Regions from separate parts of the Homo sapiens genome. Here region 2 is linked to region 1. A link is a loop called in an ENCODE intact Hi-C map of the cell type or tissue named here. Cell type or tissue: OCI-LY7. All regions are shown on one strand. Links, peaks and the distances in the headings refer to the core of each region. The heading gives the core; the rest is flanking DNA.

What was found. Hi-C counts contacts between places; a loop is a spot of excess contacts. Peaks named below come from ENCODE experiments on the same cell type or tissue, not always from the same donor. Only the 100,000 strongest peaks of a DNase experiment are listed, where the experiment ranks them.
Region 2: a loop joins it to region 1, with 6 times the contacts of the local background. A loop is called at or near these places in 2 of 110 quality-filtered maps.

Annotation. Positions count from the first base shown.
Region 1 is chr5:1,315,087-1,317,992 of GRCh38, forward strand. It overlaps CLPTM1L (CLPTM1 like), which reads right to left. Exons shown (of 17, transcript NM_030782.5): 17 at 2,666-2,906. Among named protein-coding and RNA genes, the nearest start is that of MIR4457, 7.2 kb to the left of the region's middle. RefSeq lists enhancers at 830-1,219, 1,510-1,659. In OCI-LY7, for the core only: no CTCF peak of the experiment used is centred there; DNase peaks (open chromatin) are centred at 825, 1,385 and 2,036; H3K4me3 peaks cover 2,315 bases; H3K27ac peaks cover 2,500 bases.
Region 2 is chr5:1,166,121-1,169,026 of GRCh38, forward strand. No RefSeq gene overlaps it. Among named protein-coding and RNA genes, the nearest start is that of TERLR1, 11 kb to the right of the region's middle. RefSeq lists enhancers at 1,436-1,957, 1,958-2,477. In OCI-LY7, for the core only: CTCF peaks have their summits at 1,770 (motif pointing left), 2,175 (motif pointing right) and 2,382; DNase peaks (open chromatin) are centred at 1,721 and 2,191; H3K4me3 peaks cover 867 bases.

The sequences.
Region 1 (2,906 bases), core at 164-2,663:
CTCTGGTCTAAAGAAAATCTCTTCTATAAAATGAGTGGCCAGTGCCAAGGGGTAGAGACAGAAGCTCCTTCTGGACACTGGCTGCTCCAGTAGAGCCCATCCTGCCCAGGTACGGAGCCCACCAGCTGCGATCAGGACACTGCAGTTCCACCGTGGGGGACCCCGGGCCCTCACCTTGTCAGTCCTCTGTTTCAGCTTCGAGGGCTTTGACACAGTCTAAAATCCACAGGTACTTAGCGCATTTCTAAGTCCCACCTCATGATCAATCATAAGACAGGGCTTTGATGGTATGCAGAAATATCAATGAAATCCAAGAGGAAAACAGAACTAAACTCATCGGGATGAATGACAGATAAACCCTTTAAGCATGTTTCAAGTCGCCCAGGTGGAGCCTCTGTTGGTCAGTGAAGCTTCAGGGTTCCCATGAGATGGATCTGCATGAGGCTCAGTCCTCTCTTGAAACACTGCCCATTTGCAGGAGCGCCGGCCCACAGGGCAGAAGTCAGACTGTCAGAGCAAGTGCCGGTCCTGAAGCTGGAAGGACTTTCAAGGCTCATTCCCCAAACTCATTTTTTTTTAAACCTCTGCTCATCTTAAAGAAAGGAGAGGCAGGCGCCCCAGAAACCTCTCAGGAGTAACTGACACACGTGACTTGCGGTGTCTTCAAAGGAACACTCTGCAACTTGCTACTGTTTAAACAGAGCAAGACTAACAGTCACCAGCAGCTGGTTCACGCATTAAGGCCCTTTGCAGGTGAAAGAAAACGGCACTGGAGGGCCGACTGCAGAAGCAGACGCAGTGCACGGTGGACATCTGCCCCTTTTGGGGGCCTGCCACGGTGCTTCCTGAAAACTCAGGTTAAGCTGACTCTGCTGTCAGGCTGATGAGGCGCCTGCACCCACCTTTGCTCAGCACGCCAGCCCAAATGGAAGAGCAGGTGCTATGACAAAAATCAGTTCTTGTAGCAACTATTTTTGATACTGAAACTGAAAAGCGAGAGCAGCAAAGCTATCCACGGAGCTCCTGACAGTTAGGCCCGGCTTTGGCTGCTGATGCAGGGGCCGAATGACGCTATTTCTGCAGCAGCCGGCCGCAGGCGCTGACCCACCGCGGGATGTGCCCCAGGAGGCAGAAGAAACGCTGGGAACCGCACCTAACCTTGCCAGCATCCCCCAGGCAAAGCCAGGCACTTTGAGTTCATCGGTGGAGTTGGGCGATACTCCTTTCCCGTTTGTGTGCTTAGCTGCTGCCAACAGGATGTGCTGGGTGAAGCCTTACAGAACACAGCCAGTTGTGTTTTATAAAGCAAGGCTCCCCTCCCCCAAAGACAAATAAAACCACAGGTGTGGAAGGGACACCCTCCACCGCACCCCGCCCTAGTAATCTGACACCGCAGGCAAAGGCACGGCCTGTGTGGGTAAGATCCATTGTAAACGTTTAAAACTTCCTGTTCCCTGATGCCTCAACTTCCCCGCAGACCGACGCACCTGTGATGGGCAGGGCCGTGTGACCTCGTGACCTTCACATACACCAATGAAGACCCTCACGCCTTCTGCTGTCTTTCCCCCACTGCTGACTTGCCTGCGGGCCCCCACTATCTGCCCTGCCTCTGGAGCCGCCTCCCGTGTGCCCCCCCAGGCCCCTTAAGGTGCTGTGCGTCCCATCTGGAACCGGCAGTTCACCCGCTCTCCCAGCCACCCTTCCAGACCCCACTTACAACACACGACTAAGTAACACAGTACAGGCCGTGTATTCGTATTTGTTTTCCTGTGCCAACTCATCTGGTATCTTCGTATTTTAATGAATAAAACTGAAAGATGACAACTTGAAGCCCCAGTGCATTCCTCTCAAATCGAGTGAAGTTTACAACACCTTAATTATAAAAGATTTATCTGATCCAGAAGAAAGCAGAGTGTACAGAAACTTCACTGTCATCTGCGAATGGACTGAGAGCATCTGGATTTGGTTCTCAGCCTGAATGAGCATCCTGGAATGGTGTGTCTCGTCCATTTACGTGGAGACACATGGAACAGGCCTGCAGGCTTGGGGCTCTGAGCAGGGCTCCCAAAGCCCCTCAGCTGCAAGGAAGCCAGGCCCATGAGAGGGGAGCCTGTTCCAGAAACACAAGAGGATGAAAGCTGTTATTGGCAAAGGAGACTTAGAGCAAGGAAATGACCAGGAATAAAAAAAGATTATATATTTAGAGGCCAGGTGTGGTGGCTCATGCCTGTACTCCCAGCACTTCAAAAGGCCAAGGCGGGTGATCACTTGAGATCAGGAGTTCGAGACCAGCCTGGACAACATGGCAAAACCACATCTCTACTAAAAATATTAATACAAAAAAGCTGGATGTGGTGGTGCACACTTGTAGTCGCAGCTACTCAGGAGGCTGAGGCAAGAAGATTGTGTGAACATGGGAGGTGGAGGCTGCTGTGAGCTGAGAACAACAAACCCCACAAAAACTAACTTCAACAAACATTAAACTTCACTACACACCGAGTCCAGCAGTTCTCCACCCATCTTTCTATTCCATTTCTCTCTCTCTGCCTCAACCTAGGGCAAGATAAGCTTGACCTGATGGGTCATGGCTCTGTACAATAGTTTAGTCTTAAACAACTAAGATGCTACGTATCTAAGAACACTCATGACTCAAAGGCTTGCAAAGGGCTCTTTAAATTTGCTCTTTTAATGCATAAATAAATCCATATCATGTATTACTTTCTGGAAAAGGGTTAAACTCAAATATCCGAAATACTTTCATTATACCAGGTCAAGAAAAATGCCACAGCCAGAAAAATTTATTTTAAAATAGAAACATACATTAAGCTTTAAAACAACCAACTCTCAAACAAAAGAGGAAAGAGCCTTTGATCCCAGAGTCCATGCGGAATGAATTCCATACGTGT
Region 2 (2,906 bases), core at 285-2,784, 150 kb before region 1:
ATACATCCATCCTTCCATCCACCCATCCTTTCACCCACCCTTTTATCTACCCACCAACCCACCCATCTATCCATCCATCCATCCATCCACCTAACCATCTATCCATCCTTGCACCCACTCATCTACCCATCCATCCATCTATCCACCTACTCACCCACCCACTCATCTATCCATTCATCCATCCACCCACCCACCCATCCTTTCACCCACCCTTCTATCTATCCACTTACCCACCCATCTATCCATCCATCCATCCATCCACCCATCCATCCATCTGCCCATCCACTCACCCACCTATCCATCCATTCATCCATCCATCCATCCACCCACCATTCATCCATCCATCCATCCACCTATCCACCCACCCACCCATCTATCCATCCATCCATCTATCCATCATTCCATTCACCCATAAATCCATCCATCCACCCACTCATCTGTCCATCCATCCATCCATCCATCCACCCACTCTTCAGATAGAAATCTATCCACCTACCCACCCATCTATCCATCCATCCATCCATCCATCCATCCACCCACCCAACCACCCACCTATCTACTCATCCATCCACCCATCCATCTACCCACCTATCCATCTATTCATCCATCCACCCATTCATCCATCTACCCATCCACCAATCCATCCATTCATGGTACGGGGATGTGCAGAGAATGAGATACCTTATGTGGCTGGGGACACAAAGGGAAACCTCCCAAGGTAGCAGTCCTGAGACGTCTGCCATCAGGAGGGAAGTGAGAGGCACTGAAGGGGTGTGTAGGGAACCCAGGGAAGGTCAGTCGTGGGGTGGGCAGTGCAGGGAGAAGAAGCATGGGGGAAGCACCTGCCCATCAGGTTGATGCCAGGGGTTCAGAGCAGTTAAGAAGAGCCAGGGCCGGGCGCGGTGGCTCACGCCTGTAATCCCAGCACTTTGGGAGGCCGAGGCGGGCGGATCACGAGGTCAGGAGATCGAGACCATCCTGGCTAACAAGGTGAAACCCCGTCTCTACTAAAAATACAAAAAATTAGCCGGGCGTGGTAGCGGGCGCCTGTAGTCCCAGCTACTCGGGAGGCTGAGGCAGGAGAATGGCGTGAACCCGGGAGGCGGAGCTTGCAGTGAGCTGAGATCGCGCCACTGCACTCCAGCCTGGGCGACAGAGCGAGACTCCGTCTCAAAAAAAAAAAAAAAAAAAGAAGAGCCAGAAGGTGTTCAGGCAGAGGGACCCCCAGGCTACCAGCGTCAGGAAATAAATGACACAGATTTGCAGAGAGAGGCCGTGGTCAGTCCTGCCTCCAGCTTCCTGGCCAGCCCTGCCTGCCCAGACATCTGAGTCAAAGTAGCCTCTGTCTTCTGTTGTTATTTTCAACATGTGTGCCTGCCACTTACGGTCCAGAAGGTGATGATGACAAGCACTGAAATAACCTTCTTGATCCAGGTGCTTCCTTTCTCCACAAAGGCCTCCCTCAACCTAGAAGGCTCCGTGGCTCTTTATGGCCAAGCAAAACCCTGAGTGGTTTCAGGGCTCTTGGTAGCTCCTGCCCACTCCACACACACATAATCTTAGTCCCATCCTCCCTGCTACAAATTCCTGCAAGTTTCGTACTCAGGAAATGCAGCTGGGGATGGGCACATCTGGGTACCAGGTGCTTTCAGAAGAAGCAGGTGTGGTCAGGGTGCAACTTATGGCAAAAACAGAACTTTCGGTCAAAAATGTCCTGTGCATGGTGACTGAGCACCACCTTGCGGACAAACTGCCAGTGAGCCGAGCCCTCCGGGACAGATGCTGGCAGTGGGGGAGGTGGACTCCGTGTAGACAGCTGCGTCCACCTGCATCAACACCACCCCAGAAAGCTCGGTCCTGGCCTTGCTGTTGGCCCTCGCCCAGGGGTAATATTGGCCTGGCCATCTCTGTCCCAGGCATGCTTTGCCTGCTCCAGAACCCCACAGGACAGGGCCCCCGGCTTCCCGTCTCCTCGCCCACCGTGCTCCTGACATTGCGTCCACAGCTCCGTCCACAGCCCCTGCCCCTGGTGCTGAGCAGCACTCCATGGCACAGATGTGCCACAGCTGCCAGTCACGCTCCTGAGCCTGGACTCTGTGTCATCTCCAGTTTGGCGCAATTACAATATTGAAACACAGCGGCCACGAACCTTCCTGTGCCTGCATGTGGGCAGATGTCTGCGTCCATTTCTCTCTGGTAAACACCAGGGGGAGCCGCTGGGTCACAGAGTAGAAGGATGTTGCATTTCCTGAAAAAGTGCCACACTCTTCCAAATGCCTGTGCCCTTTCCCACGCGTGGGGCCCCTGCCCATTTCGTAAGGCAGATCCGCCTCCATGCCGCACTGCCTCCTCCGTATTTTTGGCATTCGGTTGCTGAAATAGAACAACAGCCATCTCTGCTCAGCACTGTCCATTCTAGGAACCTGCAAGCATTTCATATACATGATGCTATTTTGGCAGAATCCTTAAAAACACAAGTGTTACTACGATGGACAGATGAGTAAACTGAGGCATAGAGCAAGAGATAACTTGCCTGTTTCTGCTTGTTGGTGTTGAGCTCAGTTGCCCCAACCCCCATCAGGCTGGCCCTGACACAGAGGCCTTGGTCTCCCTCAAAAACCATGATTCTCAAGGTCATAAAGATCCCAACACACGCCCCATCACAGGACCCCACCGCACAACTTCCTGAAATGACCACCCCCCAGCCACCGCCCAGAGGCCCCGTGTGCAGCCCTGACCACCAGGCCGGCCCACTTACAACACACAGGATCTATTTCTAGGGACCCAGGGCCTTAGGCTGTTGCGTCAGCCCAGAGATGGTGCGTGGCGAAGCTCCCAGTGCAATGAGAAATTGTGGTCTTGATTTGTATCCAACCAGACGTTTAATATCCGAGACCGTGCCCTGT